2 separate regions of the Homo sapiens genome follow, and region 2 is linked to region 1. The links are chromatin loops, found by intact Hi-C in ENCODE. Cell type or tissue: sigmoid colon. All regions are shown on one strand. Each heading gives the region's core, and the rest is flanking DNA. Links, peaks and the distances in the headings are about the cores only. Region 1 has its middle 23 kb from the start of MIR4290. Region 2 has its middle 130 kb from the start of MIR4290.

The links. Hi-C counts contacts between places; a loop is a spot of excess contacts. Peaks named below come from ENCODE experiments on the same cell type or tissue, not always from the same donor. Only the 100,000 strongest peaks of a DNase experiment are listed, where the experiment ranks them.
Region 2: it touches region 1 in a loop (3-fold over the local background); 3 of 110 quality-filtered maps call a loop at or near these places.

The regions. Positions count from the first base shown.
Region 1 is chr9:89,996,346-90,005,162 of GRCh38, reverse strand. No RefSeq gene overlaps it. Among named protein-coding and RNA genes, the nearest start is that of MIR4290, 23 kb to the left of the region's middle. RefSeq lists enhancers at 5,209-5,298, 5,349-5,398, 5,409-5,478, 5,519-5,688. In sigmoid colon, for the core only: no CTCF peak of the experiment used is centred there; DNase peaks (open chromatin) are centred at 2,061, 5,022 and 5,736; H3K4me3 peaks cover 666 bases; H3K27ac peaks cover 2,684 bases.
Region 2 is chr9:89,887,211-89,896,027 of GRCh38, reverse strand. No RefSeq gene overlaps it. Among named protein-coding and RNA genes, the nearest start is that of MIR4290, 130 kb to the left of the region's middle. In sigmoid colon, for the core only: no CTCF peak of the experiment used is centred there; a DNase peak (open chromatin) is centred at 4,257; H3K27ac peaks cover 529 bases.

The DNA.
Region 1 (8,817 bases), core at 184-8,183:
CTGTCATATGATGTCTCTCACCTGGTTTAATACATTCCTAATGCTGTCCTGGAATTCTTAATACCTTTTCTTTTTCAAAAAAGATCTTGCAAATTATGTGGCAGTTCTTTCTCTCTCCCATTTCAAGCCAGCATTCTGGACTCCCTCACCTAAGGGGTAGTCAGGTTGCAGGAAAATAGTAGAAGTTTCCAGAAGGTTATAGCACATTCTGTCTCTGGAGGGAGACAAAAATGGGAAGGAGGGAGAAAAGAAAAATGAGGTGAGAAGCTGGGACTTAGGAGAGACTCCTTCCAGCTGGGGAAGGCAGGGAGGTTAGGGGTTCTGCCAAAGCACCACCTCCTCCACCACCACAGTATCTCACAGAAGCTTCTGGTCCCTAGTGGACAATGGCTTAGTGTCTGCAGTTTGTGTGTGTGCTTAGCCTGTCTCCTCGACACCGAAAATCTTCCAGGGGCATAGGCTCGTTCTACATTTTGTTCAACACTGCATCTCTAATATCTAGGGAAGGGTAGCCCCTGGGCCCAGAAATCTCACCAGAAAAATCTTTCCTGTAACTAAAAAGCAGCATAGATGGAGGACTTCAAGGCCCCTGTGGGCACAGAGAGTCAGGGATCACTCAGGGACCCCAGTGTGAGCCTAGGACCTGGAGCCCCCAAATACATTGTTCTGTTCAAGAACCCTGAGAAATATGTGCAGAGAAAGACACTCCAGAACTGATTGAGATTTAATTCAGAACTGGGATCTAATTTTACTTAACAAGTAAATAAGGACATAGGACATTTTTTGCACACTCATGTGTGTAGCTAAGATTTATACACCTGTCCTATCAGTAGCCCAGGGTGCCACTCCTCCTCTGTGTGTGAGGGAGCCCTTGACAGGCGAGGGGAGACAGGGAGGTCACGTGAGCTTTCTCCCTCATGGCTGGGCATGAGGTCACTGCAGCTGGTGGTCTTGAATGCACAGAGTCCTCCAGCCATGCCCCCAGCAGTCCGGGAGCTGGGGAGAGTCATCCCTGTTTATTCTCACAGAGTGCCTCCCCTCCCAGTCCTCACCTCACAAAACGCGCACCCGATTGCCTTGCTGGGGGAGACAGCATGTTTCTGATGGAACTCAGAAAGCTATTGAGCTCCCAAGGGGAAGGGTGAGATCTGGGAGAGATGGAGGCACGGAGGTTCCAGTCCCCTTGGGATGAGCTGTCCCTCCCAGGCAGGCACTCATGGTGGCTTTCCTAGACTCCTTTGATCAAAGCATGCTCTTGCAGCAGCACATGCACGGCCTTATCCTGCTGCCTGTGAAATGTCCAGCTAAGCTGCCCTCTCTCCTTCTGACCCTGGTTGTCACTACAACTCAGATGGGGACCCAGCTTCCAGAAAGTTCTTCTGAACCCCTAAATCTTCCCCCTGGGAAAAGACTACATCTAAAAATAGGTAGAATCATCAGTTTTCGATGGGGAGATTATATATCAATTATGCATATTTTTACTTAATTACTTTTGTTTGTTTTCCTGGTTTTCCAAAAGTTCGTGTCCATTTTACATTTGAAAAAGGAGAATATATATTTTGGCATCATCCTTGAATGGCATGAACAATCCCTTGTGAAGAAGCCCCAGCGTCCTCCCATGAGTCCGGACCACCACCAGCACCAAAGACCTTGCCGGAGAATCTGGGCTTCGAGTCAGCTGAAATGTTAAATGGGCCTTTTTGCTATTAAAACTTCCCCCCCGCTTTGACTTAAATATAGTGGTGAGTAGCGCTGGAATGAGGTTTTTGTTCACCAAAAGTTTCTCCCAGAATAGAAACTGCCCCCAGTATTTTTCTTGGGAAGTACATCTATCTGGCAATGGTCACTGTTGACATTTTAAGCTAATGCACTCTGCTATGCAAAGTTAAGCCCAAAAAGCAAAGAGCTGTTTGCCATTTTGTGTTTCTTTTTTTTTTTTTTACCCAAACTCTGCCAGCTGGGGTAAAGACACCCTTACTAGTCAAACGTGCTCAGCACTTGGACTCTTTGCTTGTAAATTCCTGACACTCCAGGCACTGCCCGGGTTGGTTTGGCATCGTGGCCTTCAAGCTGGGGCAAGTGGCCCAAAGCCTTTCTTATCCTTCTCTCTGGCACTTGCGGCCTCCAGCAAAAGAAAAATTAGGACAGTGTTCTTTGCATGAGGATAGAGTTTCACATGCTCTGGTCTCTTCAGAGGGGCACCACTCCACAGATGAAAAACAGCCAGCCAAAAATTAAGCAGCTGGCCCCTCTGTCAATCCAAGTTCTGGGGTCTGGGGCCTAAAACACAGCACCTGTTGCAAGTAAGCAGTTGCAATGGTCCTGCAGCTGTGGGTGCTGTTATGCAGCCATCTCGTAGCAACAACACAGCAGTCGTTGTCAGTCTGACACGTGAGGATGGCATAATAAATGCATTTTGTCACAGCTCCTGCTGCCCCCCAGAAAGAAACCCTGCACAATTTAACAGGATCACTACAAGTCATCATAGAGAAACACTCATTTGACTGGGTCGATTAGCCTCTTGGACACCTTTCTACTAGGTTTCTATGGTTACCATGTTCATTATTTTTGTAGAACAAAACAGCAATTCACAATCTGCAAACCACAATCTCCATCAGATGCTGCAAACCCAACCCCCAACCCTTCCTGCTTTCCTCTGGCATCAGTAACCAGGATGATAGGAAAGTGCCCTGGAATGAAATCACTAAGCATTTAGGCACTTCACATTCTCTGTCCCTGCCGGGGAGAAGCCTGCAAGCACAGAGACAGGCAGGGATCCCAGGATCAAGGGGGCTGGAGAGGGGCAAGGGGTCGATATCACACCCAAATCTTTGGTAATACTTGTATGTTCATCTTGGCTTGGGATCCAGAGTAATTATTTTTTATCCTATCTACCTCTGTTGACATTTTGGCTAGATTGCTTTTCAGATGAAAAAGTTTTATTAAAGAATTGCTTCTGGAAAATAATTTTCAAACCAGTTCTGTGCATGTCGTGATCAAATTCAGGATAACATTGCAAACAGAGACTGTGAATTCCTGAAAAGATTTGGAGTGTGTATTATTATCCGTGTCTCATCTGCCACTTGAATGCAGACGCGGAAAATCTTGGGCAGTGGCCCTTTTGTCAGAAGGAACTAAATGGTACCGCCCTGCTGGAAATGATCCCGGCGGCAGCCCCCAGGCTCACAGCTAATTCAAAACATGAAATGACACCCCAGCATCCAGAATTGCAGGGCCTGTGCTCTGCTGCCTGGGCCCTCCACCAGGTGCCCCTTTCTGTGGCCTCTGCTTTGTCAGAGACATGCTGTGTAGAGCAGGGAACAGGCAGCCTTGACATCCTTACAAAGCACTCTCCTTGGTATTGTTCCTCTTATTTTATTAATACAAACTCTCACGCCTGTAATCCCAGCACTTTGGGAGGCAGAGAAGGGCAGATCACAAAGTCAAGAGATCGAGACCATCCTGGCCAACACGGTAAAACCCTGTCTCTACTAAAAATACAAAAAAAATTAGCTGGGTGTGGTGGCACGTGCCTGTAGTCCCAGCTACTTGGGAGGCTGAGGCAGGAGAATCACTTGAACTCGGGAGGTGGAGGTTGCAGTGAGCCCAGATCACGCCACTGCACTCCAGCCTGGCGACGGAGCAAGACTCCATCTCAAAAAAAAAAAAAAAAAAAAAAAAAAAAAGACACTGAAAGGGCACTGTCTTTTTAATTAAGTTGTTCTCTCTCCCCCGTGTCTTTAGTTCTATACAGAAAAAATGTCATATTTTATTATGCTCTGAAGTCTCTGTTTTAGTTTACTCTGACAAAGCTGTTGCTCAGAGTAAAAGTCAGCAAGTCACCCAGCCATAACACACATTGTCTATACCAGCAGGGCAAAGGTGAAATAATCCAGGGATTGTCCCCAACTCTCTTCTGACATGACGGATGGTTGGCCCAGTACCTGATGGTAACAGGAGCTACGACAAGCAGGAGTACTACAAGATGAAGGGAGATTTGGGACGATGTTTGATCTTTGAAGGTCACCCTTCCTGCGTACGAGGCAGAAGTCAAGCTGACGTCTCTAAGCTCCTCTCCTGGTTTTGAGCAAGCATGTTCCAGGAAGCTGATTTGTTATTTTGGCAAGTGACTGTTTATCATGATGCATTTCGGGGGAGTTGGGGGTCAGGTTTCCTGTTGCAGGGAGTTCTGATAGTTCCTGATATTTACATACATAGGTCTTCAACTATTGATGAAAAATGTAATGTGGGAAGGTGAATTTCAACCCTATGTGGTTGAAACTCAACAAAAAGAATATATAGAGATAAAAAGCTGGGGAGAATGTAGTCTGTATATTACGAGGATTCTTTGAATCCATGCATAGAAATTTGTTGTCTCCATTTTTCTTCCACACAGAACACTTAAAATTCAAAAGTCAGGAGAGGCAACTTTGATGCTGAGAGATGAGCTCTCCATGACATCTCCCTGAAATAGTTCGGATTTATCCTGCAGCCGCAAATCAGAGTCATGCATTACTTCTTTCTGAAAAACAAATTTAAAACCACCCGTCATTCCTCATCATTTGTACAAAAATCCTTATGAAAATGATTAAAGAAGGTAATGGAAGCACAACTCCCGCGTTGGTAAGGACAGAGCAAAGACCTTCCATAAAAGCTAGTTCCCTTCTCCTCCTTTTGAAAACCAAACCAAACAAAAATATCTGGCTGAAACGACAGTGAAACAGCAGAAAATTATTTACCTTCAAAATTGCAGACAAAATAACCCCCCACACACAGTTCAAAGAAATGAACTTGTAAATATTGTGACTTATTAAAACAACAAGGCTATAATTCACTTCACCTCCAGAAAAAAATCAAAACAGCACTTGCTTAACCTCCACAAGAACCCTGAGAAGTTGGCAATGCAAAGGACAGCTCTTTCTGCAGGAGCAGCAGGGAGAGGGAGACTTCGCCTCATGCATGTTTACACAAGGCTTAAAATAGATTTTGAGTGCCTAACGCTGCTCAGCGCCTTAGTGTAACTCCAATGCCAGCCTTCCCAGCAGCCAGTGGACTCCGACCTTGATCCCTGCACCGGTGCCAGGCAAGCCCCAGGAGCATGTGCTACGGAGCCAGTCCACAGAGCTCCCTCCTCAGGGACCCGACACCAGAACTGGACCTTCATCTGGCTGTCCCCAGTCACTCCCAGCGCCTTCTCAGGCATTTTCACTTTCTGGGCAGAAGGAGAGGTGGGCTGTCTCTTCAGTCTCAATACCCAGCTGTCCCAGCCAGGCATGGAAAGTGAAAGCTTGCTGCTGAGAACCACCCCGACTTACAGGAAGGAGCCCTGAGGTTTCTGTGACCCCAGGCCCTTGACTGGAAAGTGGCTACTGAGGCTGAGTGTCTCCTAGCCCTGCCCTGGTGTGTGCCTCCCTGGGGCAGAGGGCACATCTCAGTCATGCCCCTCTCCTCGGGAGGGGGAAGGCCCCACATGGCCCAGAGGTACTGGGGGACCAGCTCAAGCTCCTTTTGCCACAACACTTTTCACCAGAAAACTCTAAGCCTGCAGGGGCTGCCCCTCAGCCAGCTCCTGTGCACAGGTCAGGAAATCAGAGCCGCTGTCAGGCAGGGCAGGCCTCAAGTCCGTGAGCATTTGCCAGGTCAGAGCCTTCTCAGAGCTGTGGCCTGCTACACCCTACCTGCTAAACCTGCATGGAACCCTGGGCTGATCCCCCTAGGTCCATTTAAAACCTGGAGCTCTACTACCAGTTCTAGCCCAGGCAGCGCCTGCCAGCCATCGCAGAACAGCTCAGCACAGCCTGGCAAGGCCAGCAAGCCACTGGGCAAACCGGTTATCTCAGCAGGGCCCAGCAACAAAACTTTCTGCCAACTCAGGTGAAAGAGAGTGAGTACATGTCTGTAATGTCTCTGTGTATGTGTGTGTACATACAACACACACATACAGACATATATATACATATATATTGAGGTATATCTGCACATATATATGAAAGTATATATTTAACAGTAAATGTCCCACAAGTACAGGAAGCTGCATAAAGCAAACATGAAGTTTAATGAAGTCCTATAAGGCAAAAATGCTTGTAACCCCCAGCACCCACTCTAGAGCCTTCCCACCCCCCTACAGAACCCCACTCCCAAATCTCTCCTCCCTCCTGGGGCACAGCTGGGCTGAGTCTTATGGCCATTAGTTCTCTAGTTTTCTTTGTCATTTTATTACCCAAGTGAGATTCATCCTCCATGGAGCATAGTGTTGCCTTTTATCTTTGGCTATGCCTGATAAGTCAGCAAGTGCCCACGCCTGAGGTAGACATGGATATACATATATGCATGTGTGCATATGCATGAGTATGAAAGCAGATGCTGTAACATGCTTAGAACAGAATCCACACTCCTCTCCCGTTCAGGCTAGTGCCCTGCTATTTGGAACGCCATTTATTGGATAAACAACAGACAAGTATAAATTAATACCATACTTTAAAAAAAAAAACTGCATGTGGTGCCTCAAGCCTGAGCCATTAGAACAATTCCCCGAGTATGAGTGTGAAGCTACTCCCAGAGCCAGGAGGCCTCCATGTGTATCTCCACCACTCCCTCTGCAGCCCCATGGGTGGTGAGCCTGGGGACCCCAGTGAAACCATCTCCAGCTCCTACCAGATTTCCAGCTTCTTGAGGAAGGAGGCCGGCAGGGCTCAGTACATTGGCCACAGAACGCAGCCGGAGAAGGAATCCAGGGTGGTCTAGGCCAACCCGTACCCCCTTGATGGGGTCGATTGCCAAATGTCTGTGAATTTCGGGACCAGTTGTTACACACAGCCATTATTAAAAATTAAAATGAATAGATTTGCAATAAAATAAATTATATTAAAATTCAAGATAATAACCCCCACATTGTGTTATTATCAGTGTTCTCTAGGCTGCGTGTCTGTTTATCTGTCTGGTGATATATGTACGTCATCGTACTTAAGGTAGTGGCTCTGCACACCCTTTCCAACTCTGTTTTTGGTGACATGGCATTAGCTTTCCATTGGCTGTCATGGGAGGATTTATACCACAGACAATGACAAATATTACAAACCAGGTGTCCCATACATAAACACAATATACATCCATCCATATGCATATACCAAGCACACATATACTTACATGCCACACTTATATGCATGCACCACACAACACACACACACCACACTACACACAATACACTGTTGGTTCCTCCCCCAAATCCTCTAAGATTAAGAACTGGAAGCCAAGCATCTTTTAAGGCGGCCTTCCCAACCTGAGACCTTGGGTGGCCTCCCAGGTCTGAGAGAAGTTGGGATGTCTCATCCCCACCACAGGGAGGTGGCTCTGGGCAGGGCCAGAACCTGATGCGGGGCTAGTGGAGGCTGCAATGTGGTCAGGGATGGCCTGAGAGGGCTCAAGGCCCTCTGAGCAGAGCCCTGCTCACACCCAGGGTCCTTCAGTCAGGCAACAGTAGCCCAAGGTTTTCTTGGGCGATCTATGTCCCTGGCAGCATCTGCCCCCTTGGAATTGCAGGTGGTCTGCAGCACCTCCACACCTGGAACCCCACGAGGAGCCTTGCCTCTGCCTTCACAGCCTGTTTTTTGAGGACAACAAGGGGGCTCTGCCTGGTGCTGGGGATAGATCAGGAAAATGCCCCTGTTCATCCATCTACCTCCTGATCTCTTTTCATCCCAGACTGGCACACAGCTCCTGGAACCCTGGGAGTTTGCTGTTTTCTGTGTGCTAATGAGATGGTGGGTGGCTGAACTCTAGACAGTTTCAGGATGGCGGCTAGTGGCCAAAAAGACCAACCATGATGCCACTTCATCCCCAACCCAGAGAGGGGGGGAGCAGCTGGAGACTGAGTCAGTCACTAATGGCTAATGATGTATCAATCACACCTACATCATGGAACCTCCACAAAATCCCCAAACAAAGGGGTTTGGGGAGCTTCCAGGGTGGTAGAAGCATCCACATGAAGTGGGGAGCTGTGCACTGAGAGGACAGGGAAACTCCACACTTGTTTCCCCAATACCTTCTCCTATGCTTCTCTTGCATTTGGCCACTCCTGAGTTTATCTTTCATAACAAAACCATAATTGTAAGTAGAGTGCTGCCCTGCATTCTGTGACTCATTCTAGCAAGGGATTAAGCCTGGGAGAAGGTCATAGGAGCCCCTGATTTCACAGCCGGATGACCCTTGGGCCTTGTGGCTGGTGTCTGCTGTGGGGCAGAGTCATAGGACAGAGCCCTTCACCTCCAGTGTTCATGGCATGAACTTGTTGGACACCCAGGTGGCGCCGGATAACTGGAGAACTGAGAATTGAGAATTGCCACTTGCAATGACACCAGACAAGTGCAAAGTCAGACAAAGTCCTGTGTCCTCTCTAAGAAGGCCAATGCCCCTAGTTATTCTTTAAGCCTGAATCCAAGGGTCTCTACTATGTCTCCTTCTTGGCTGTGGAAGACAGCCCCCTCCACCCTCCCATCCCACTCCCCGGCAGTCCCCAGAACATTTCCATGGCATTTATCACTACAGAGAGGTTTGGATAGGTCTAGGAAGTTAAGACCTCCATAGGCCAGGTGGACCTGGGCTCACCCATCCTTTTCCTGCCACCTGTGCCCCACCCACATCTCCAGAGCCCAGACCCCAGGTCTGGAGCCTCTTCTCACAAATACACCATGCCCAGCCGTCACACCTGGGACCCCATGATGCTGTATGTTTCCTGCTGTGTCTCCCAGCAGACTCTGCTCCACCACTGCCACCTGGGCAATTCGCAGCAAGTGCATCCAGACCACAGGCATTGGCAGC
Region 2 (8,817 bases), core at 586-8,585, 110 kb after region 1:
TAGACTGAAAAAAATCAGTGACACCTCAGAAAACTTGGGGGCAATAATGAAAGAAGTTACAATAACACCATCAAAATTTCAGAAGGAGAGGAGAGAGAGAATGGAACTGAAAGGGTATTTGAAGAAATAATGGCTAAAAATATCTCACTTCAGTGAAAGGTATGTCAACAGATTCAAGAGGTTGAGAAAATCTCAAATAAGATAAATGTAAAGAAATTCACACTAAAGGCACATCATAATTAAACTTTGTGCAACTAAAAACAAAGAAAAATTCTTTAAAGCAGCCAGAGAAAAACAGTATTCCTTATAAGAAAACTTGAGTTAAATGACAGTAGATTTCTCACTGGAAACATAGAGGCAAGAAAGAAGCAGAGCCACATTTTTCAGGAACTGAAAGAAAAGAACTGTCAACCCCAAATTCTAAGTCTGATGAAAACATCTTACAGTAATGAAGGATAATCTCAGACAAGAAAACTAAAAGAATGTGTTACAGCAAACCTGCCCTTAAAGAATGGCTGGAGAAATTTCATAAGCAGAAAAAAAAATAACAGAATAAATGTCAGAAAGAAAGAAAAAGACCATCAGAATGGGTCAAAATAGGGTTAAATATGATACACTGTTTTTCTTATGAGTTTTAAAAATTAAATTTGATGGTTGAATCAAATATAACACAATATAGTGAGGTGCTCATTGTACATGTTACACAAGATGATTATGTTTTTAATAGACAGATTAAAGGAACCTAAATGGAAATAAATTTTCTGTACTTAATATAAAGTAGTAAAACATCAGTACCAGCACATTATAATTATATATGTATCTTATAGTAGCTGGAGTAATCACTCAGAAAACAATACTCAAAAACACTACAAATAAATCAAGAGTATATCCTAAAAAATGTTTAAGCAACCTGAAGGAAAGTAACAAAAGAAAAATAAATGAGGGAGAAACTGAGGAAGCAAACAGAAAACAAGCAATAAAATAAAATAGAAGCCCTAACATATCAATAATTACCTTAAGTATAAATGATCTAAATATAACAATAGGAAGACAGATTGGCATAGTGGAGATATATATATATATATATATATATATATATATATATATATCACCTCATATACAAACATATAAGTAGGTTGAAAAGAAAAGAATGGAGAAAGATATACTATGAAAACAATGAAAAAACAAGAGTGGCTATAACATTAGATGAAGTAGTACCAAATAAAATTATTAGAGATAAATGGAGACATTATAAAAATGGTAAGAGAATCAACATGCTGAAAAGACTTAAACAATTCTGAATGGGTATGCACCAAAGAGCAGAGCTTCAAAATACACGAAGCAGAAACTCATATTAGCATTAGCCATTAGGGAAATGTAAATTAATGCCCTTACAAAATATCACTACACATTTGTCAACATAGCTAAAATAAAAAAAAAATAGTGATGGCACCAAACATTGGTGAGGATGTGGAGAAACCGGATCATTCATTCATACATGGCTGGTGGGAAAAAAAGTGATGCAGCCATTCTGGAAAACAGTTTGGCAGATTCTTAAAATGCAGAAGATGCAACTACCCTACAACGCAGCAATTATACCCCTGGGCCTTTATCTCAGAGAAATGAAAATGTGTGTTCACCCAAAAACATGTACCAGAATCTTTGCTTTATTTGTAATCATCCAAAACCAGAAACAATCTGGATGTTCTTTAGTGAGTGGGTCGTTAAACCATGGTCCATCTATACTATGGAATACTAATGAGCAATAAAAGGCAATGAACTATTCATATACAAAATAACTTGATGAGTCTCAAGGGAATTATGTTGAGTGAAAAAGCCAATCTTTGGTTACATACTGTATGATTCCATTTATGTAACATTCTTGAACTGACAAAATTATAGAGATGGAGAACAGATGAGTGGTTGCCAGAGGCTGGGCGGAGGCGGGAAAGGAAGAAGGGCTGTAGCAGAGTAGTATGAGGAATTCCTGTGGGGATGGGACTGTTTTGTACTTTGATTGTGGGGTAGTCACACAAATCTGCACATGTGATAAAATTGCATAGAACTAAACACACACACTTACACATACAACTGGTGAAATCTGAATAAAGTCAATGGATTGTTTCAATATAAATTTCCTGGTTGTGATATTGTACTAAAGTTATGCAAGATGTAACTATTAGAGAACTTGAGTGTAGGGTATGTGGAATCTGTATTAATTCTTAAAACTGCATGTCAATCTGCAACTATTATCTCAAAATAAAATGTGAAAGAATTAAGTATGTAGAGATCTGGTGATACAGCCTCAAACCTACATGGCTATCTAGTAAAATTAATATAACACCCCTCTCAAAACAGATAGAATGAGGATTCATAAAGTAAGCAAAGATACATGAATTGAATAATGTGATGACTAAGCTCACACTAATAGTTACACATCAAATGTGTATCAACAACAACAGAAATGGAGACCTTTGCTTTGCTCCTGTTATGAACCTCACATGCGGTGTTCTAACAGAATTCGCACATTCATTCAAACTGTTTTTCTGTGGAAAACAGATAGCAGAAGATATATGTAATATGTAAAACTGACTGGGTACACCTGGGATATACAAGGAGTGTCTACAAATGACCAAAAGATACCAATAAGCAATTCAGAAGTGAAGATGGCCAAATCACCAACAAGTGTACTCAGAGATGTTCAAAATCACTGTTAATAGGAGACGTGCGAATTACGAGAGCAGGGAGATAGCACTTTGGACCTATACACACCTCAGATTGGCAAAGCCACGAATACACTGAGTGACACCAATAAAAGATTAGTGAAAATGGAAGTTGCCATACTCATGAACAAAGCCACAAGTGTTGCTGAAAGCAGCCAGGCATTGCTTAGAAAACCAATCGTGTTTAGCACTGAGCCAGCAACTCCACTTCTGGGGTGGCTTCCTCTTCTGGAGCCTTCACCAACAGGTCTACATGAGACATCTTTGCAGACTTTCATGACTGCATTGTCAGTGGCAGTGGAGGGGAATGGATTAGCAAAGTGTGGGTGATGCAGACTATGTCAGAAGCAACAGCTAGATGTACGGACAGCCAACAGTGACATACACACACACAAGAACACGCACACACACGGTGACTACGTACACAGGAAGGAGCAGAAAAAGAAGCATAGTATTTACATTCTACATGGATTAAAAAGCAATGTAGGCCAGGCGCGGTGGCTCACACCTGTAATCCCAACACTTTGGGAGGCCAAGGCAGGCGGATCAACTGAGGTCGGGAGTTCGAGATCAGCCTGACCAACATGGAGAAACCCCGTCTCTACTGAAAAAACAAAATTAGCCGGGCGTGGTGGTGCATGCCTGTAATCCCAGCTACTCGGGAGGCTGAGGCAGGAGAATCACTTGAACCCGGGAGGCGGAGGTTGCAGTGAGCCGAGATCATGCCATTGCACTCCAGCCTGGGCAACAAGAGCAAAACTCCATCTCAAAAAAAAAAAGGTAATGTAAATGTACAAAACACCACTTAGCAAGGATACTTACACATTTATAGTGCATAGCATATGAGCATGACGGCCTCTGGAAAATGGAGTTGAAACAGGAATAGGGTATTGGAAATAAATGGGACTTTGCATGGATTGATGCTGCTGTCTCAAACTATAAAGAGAAAATAACATAAGACTATTATATAGAGGTAGAGCGGGGGAAGAAATAAAAACAGGAGTCTTTCCAAGCGCTTGCCTCTGGGTGGTTTCCCAAGTATGATTTCATAATTCTGTGTCCTCAGACACTCTCTGAATGCCACTCACTCTCTGGGGCTCAGAGAGCACACTCTCACCAGGACAAGAGCCAAGTCTGGGGTAAAGAGAAGCTCAGGGGACAGGGTTGGGGGCTTGGGGCAGAGACAAGCTTGCAGGGCAGGTAGGAGCAGGCAAGCCTGCTTCACGTCTTGGGTGTTTTCTCTTTTTCTTGCCATGACAGGGTGATGGAGACACAGCCCTGGTGTGGGCCAGAGTCCACCCTGGGATAGGAGGCCCTGCCAAGGCAAAGTGGCCTGGTAACTTGGCGCTGTTTCCTGGGGAAAATGCAACCATTGTTTTAACACAAAACATGCTTCTGTCCCTGGCCAAGGCCCATCTGTAAAAAGTTATTTTCTTCAAAAGCTTGAAGGAAAAGGCTGCAAGAAGTGTGCTCTGGCTTCAATCTCCCTATACACAGTTCCAGGCCAAGTACAGTAAGGCCAGCCAAGCAGGGTGACCCCTGACGGTGGAGGCAGGGCCAAGGCCCCCAGCAAACAGGAGCAGCATGACGTACCAGGGATCTTAGCCTGAGCTTGGCCACAGACCCATTCAAAGCCTTGGCTACTTGCTGTCCTCTGAGTTTTACTTTTCCCCACAAGCCAGAATATCACGATCAAATGGCTGGAGGCCATGGGCCCTGTGAATGCCTTCTCCAGAGATTGCCATGGTCCTTGAATGCCTATCTCCCCTGTCCTGCCCCAAACCTCCCACAAGCTGATAGAACAGACCATGGCCTCCACCACATCATCCCCAGACAAGAGCCGGGTGGGCCCTGTGGCCAGCCTCCCTTCTCATGGCCAGCCCCTCCAGGTCCAGCCAGATACGAGGCCCCACCCACCTGTCCTCCCTGTCCCTGCGGGAGGGCACTGGAACTGGGCCTCCCAGCCAGGCGAGCATTGTGAGTGATCAGATATGGAAATACTCCTACGATCACCAGGGCACAACCAGTGGAAATCCTGGTCCTGGAAAGGACTTTTAGTTACAATATTAAATTTGAAATGAAGAAATTTTACATTTTAATTCTCAGTAAGATATCTGGGTAACGCCGCGTTGCATTTTGTAAAGGACTGTGCTGCTCATAATCTTTCCTTACCACCGCCCAAGCCACCCGGCACTGTGTAGGTCAAGGTGCCAGTAGAACTGGCACCTGAGCCTGGAGGAGGGTCCCTCATGTACCAATGGGCTCTGAGTCCACTGTCATGCCCAGTGAGCCACTCAACCAGGAGCCAAGGGGCTCAGGGGCATCAGAATGTGTGACAACACCCCCAGTGGAGCAAGCCCATGGGCAAACACCCCGACGTCCTCCCTGAGGGCGGCAAAGTCAGGCGCAGTGGCTTGTCCTTCCAAGTTCCACAGTCAGCTTGGGGGGCATTCACGCCATCCTGCCTGCTCTCCTGGGCACCTAGCACAACACTGTGGTCAAGTTTGGCCTGAGCTGGTGCAGGACCAGCGTGTGGGGAAGGGCCCTGCCCGTGGCAGGCAAGGCTCTCTGGCCCCGGGTGCAGGAGAACCCTGAGGATAAGGCAGAGCAACCTGAGAGGCAGATGCCAGAGAAGGGCTCCCCAGCACTGGAGCGGGGCCTTCCAGGGGCTCCCAATTCCCAGCTTATCTATTAAAAACTTCATAACCCTGGCACAAGAGGTTTGCTTATTTACTTTGGAAATAGCCATGCCACCCGGGCTGGAAGCTCACACTGCAGAAGCCTCCATGGCTGGCCGTTTGCTCTTCTAATGACTCCAGAGTTTGGACAATCAGAGTTTCTGATGCTGACACCAGCTGAAGTGTGTCTCCAGCAGGACACCTGCCACTGGAGGCCATGCCTCGGCCCGCGTCTGTCCAGGGCACTCCTTGAGCAAGTAGGTCCAGTGAACAAGGGAAGCACCTCCTTCCACCCAGAAGTTAATGCTATTGTCCACCTCTTGGAGGCTGGGAAGGAGGACATCTTCCTTCAGCCTCATCTCTACAAACTTTCTCTCTTTCTCTAAATTATTTCCTCTTCCACCTCCACTGGGTCACCTCCCCAGGAGTGGAGGAGCTGTCAGGGCTACTACCCATCTGAGGGCCTTGGAGGGAACCAAGAGTGGGAGGAGGGAAGGTGAGGGTTACTCCCAGTGCTGGGGGAAGAGCCTGGCCGTAAGGGAGGAGCCCTGCCTTATTCCATCCCGCCATCTGCGCTTGGGGCAGGGAAGATCTAACAGTCAGCCTGGGCTGCTATAGCAAAGCACCACAGAGCTGAGGGGTGAAACTACCCGCATTTATCCTCTCAGCCCTGGAGGCTGGAAGTACCAGAGCAAGGTGTCAGCAGGGCTGGTTTCTCCAGAGGCCTCACTCCTTGGCTTGTAGATGGCGTCTTCTTCCTGCATCCCCACATGGTCATCCCTCCCTCTGTGGGTATCTGTGTCCTCATCTCCCCTTCTTATAGGACAGTGGCTATATTGGATTAGGCTTTGAAAAGGAAAATTAAAATTTGGGTCCACAATTTACTGTGCCAAAAGAAAAAAAAATTAAGCTGAAAGCTGAGTCGTGGAAGAAGTTGCCTTTCCTTTTGTTCCTAAGCAGATAGCTACAGATAAAAGGTTAAGTATCTCCACAGGTAGCTGCTCTATGTTCACCTTAACTTACATAAAGTGCTGATTTACTGAGTGCAAGACGCATACATAATTGACTATACCCCCACCAGCTCCTTTTCTCTTGCAACATGTGGATTCAGTAATGTGACCATACCCTCCCTCCTTCCCCTCCAGCCTGCTTTTCCCCTTTAAATATTGAAGCCCTCAAAATCATCTTTGGAGAAAGACACAGAACTGTCTCCTGAGTTATCAGGAGTTATGGGCATGAGTTATCAACCTTGGCAAAATACGCTTCTAAATTGATTGAAAGCTGTCTCAGATATTTTTTGGTTACAGGTCCACCCATACGAACTCACTCTAACTTAATTACCTCTTTAAAGATCTTGTCTCCAAGTACAGTCACATTCTGAGATATGGGGGTTGGAATTTCAACACAGGAATTTGTGGGGGACACAGCTCAGCCCATTGGTGGAGGATGTCTGCTAGCAGCACGTTCTGCAGGCCGGCCTCACCTGCAAACATGGTCAAGGTGACAAGCAAAAGCTGGCCTGGGGCAAAGTACTCTAAAGTCAGCCTCAAGGGTAGAGATGTTCTGCAAAGGGATTGAAAACATAATACATTTGGCAGAACTTGAACCTAGAGCATGTTTTCCCATCTTGTACACTAGAGCAAAGATCAGCAAATACTGCCCAAGCCAAATTCTACAGATCAGCAAATACTACCCAGGCCAAATTCTACAGACCAGATGAGCCACCTGTTTTGTAGGTAAGGTACTGGAGCATCGCCACACCCCTTCATGAGCCTGTCATCTGTGGCTGCTTTTGCCAAGTTGAGGAGCTGTGGCAGAGACCACACGGCCCCTGAAGCCTAAAACATTTGCAGAAAACATGCCAACCTTTGCACCGGAAGGTCAGCTCCCTATGGGCAGGGATTTTTGTCTGTCTGCCCACAGCTGTGCCCCCAGCATTTACAACTCTGTGTGGCAAGTACCAGGGGCTCAAACAATACTTGTTGGAAGAACAGGTCATTTTGTCTACATGGAACTGAAGGTGTGGTGAGGTCATGGCCCAGGAAACCCCTTGAATTGTTCAACCCAAGTCTCTTGCCTTGGTGATAGCAACCAATTGCATCTGATCAGTGTTCTGTAGTGTCCCCACAAGACCACAACAAGCACAAATGGCCCTTTCTACCTGGAAGGGCCTGGCCATTTCCTTTCTTCCCCTGTGACTGCCCCTAGTGACCCTCGGGGCTTTTGCACACAGGGTCTGGAGGTTGAAATTCCATTGCCCTACTGCTTATAGAAGACCCGCTGCCACTGCAATCATGAGCACCCCTCCAACACCTTCTGGACCCTGGAACCCAGTAATGTCACCTGTACATGATATTCTCTAAGACTCCACTTAGAGCCCAAACCAAGTATAAAAGGTGTTGGCCAAATCATTGGCTAGATCAGGTACTTCTGAACAAAGAGCCTAAACAACTTAACCTGTGTTGAAGTTCTAACCCCATATCTCAGAATGTGACTGTATTTGGAGACAAGTGGAGACAAAGTCTTTTAAGGGTTAATTAAATTAAAGTAAGGATTCTGTCCTTCCACTCAGAACCCACACATGGACACATGAGGAGGAAAACCTTCCTTCCTTCCTTCCCAGATTCCAGTCTTAGGGTGTCCTTAGGACTTTTCATTACCACAAAGAAATCCAGGGGCTTGGAGACACAGTGCTCCTCCCTCCCTGACCCACAGCTGTGGTTATGCTTGAGTGGTTCTGACCCTGCCTTGCTCACAGATAGGCTTAGAGTCCTCAAGGATGGACCTTGATTTTTCAGGAGGCTTTGCTCCTGAACCTGCAGGTAACTGGGGCCACCTCACTACAATGACAATAGTCCTCCTTCCAGGCTGGGTCACTGGCTGGGAGGACAGATGCAAATCAATTCCCAGGAATGGCCTAGAGCATCCTACAGTTCTTCAAGGTGTAATTGCAAAATAAACTCTCAAGTGCCCTGGTTCCAGAAGCCTTTGGACATGCTCTTTAGCTTGAGAGATGAGAGGAAGAGCCAAGAGGAGGTGGAAGACACAGTGCCCTGGGTGGTGTTGACATTCAGGCTCCTAGAAGTGGCCTTGGATGCTAGCCCAGAGGAGCCTCTAGGATCCCTGTGGGGCCTCCCACCCCACTTCACTAGAGAGGCCCTGCAGAAGCAAGATCGAGAGCGTCCTTCCAGAGGCAGAGGGACCCGAGCTGAACACTGGTTCTCCCGCTTCTTGGGTATGGCACTGGGGGAAGCCTCACTTTATTTGTAAAGTGAAGTTGCTAACATGGGCCTTGAAGGACTTCTGAGACAATTATGGCAAGTAGCCAATGTGAGCACTTACCACAGACACTGGCCCACAGAGGAGGTTCATAAACGCTCAACAGATGCAAAGCCTGAACACAGCACGAGAGGGGC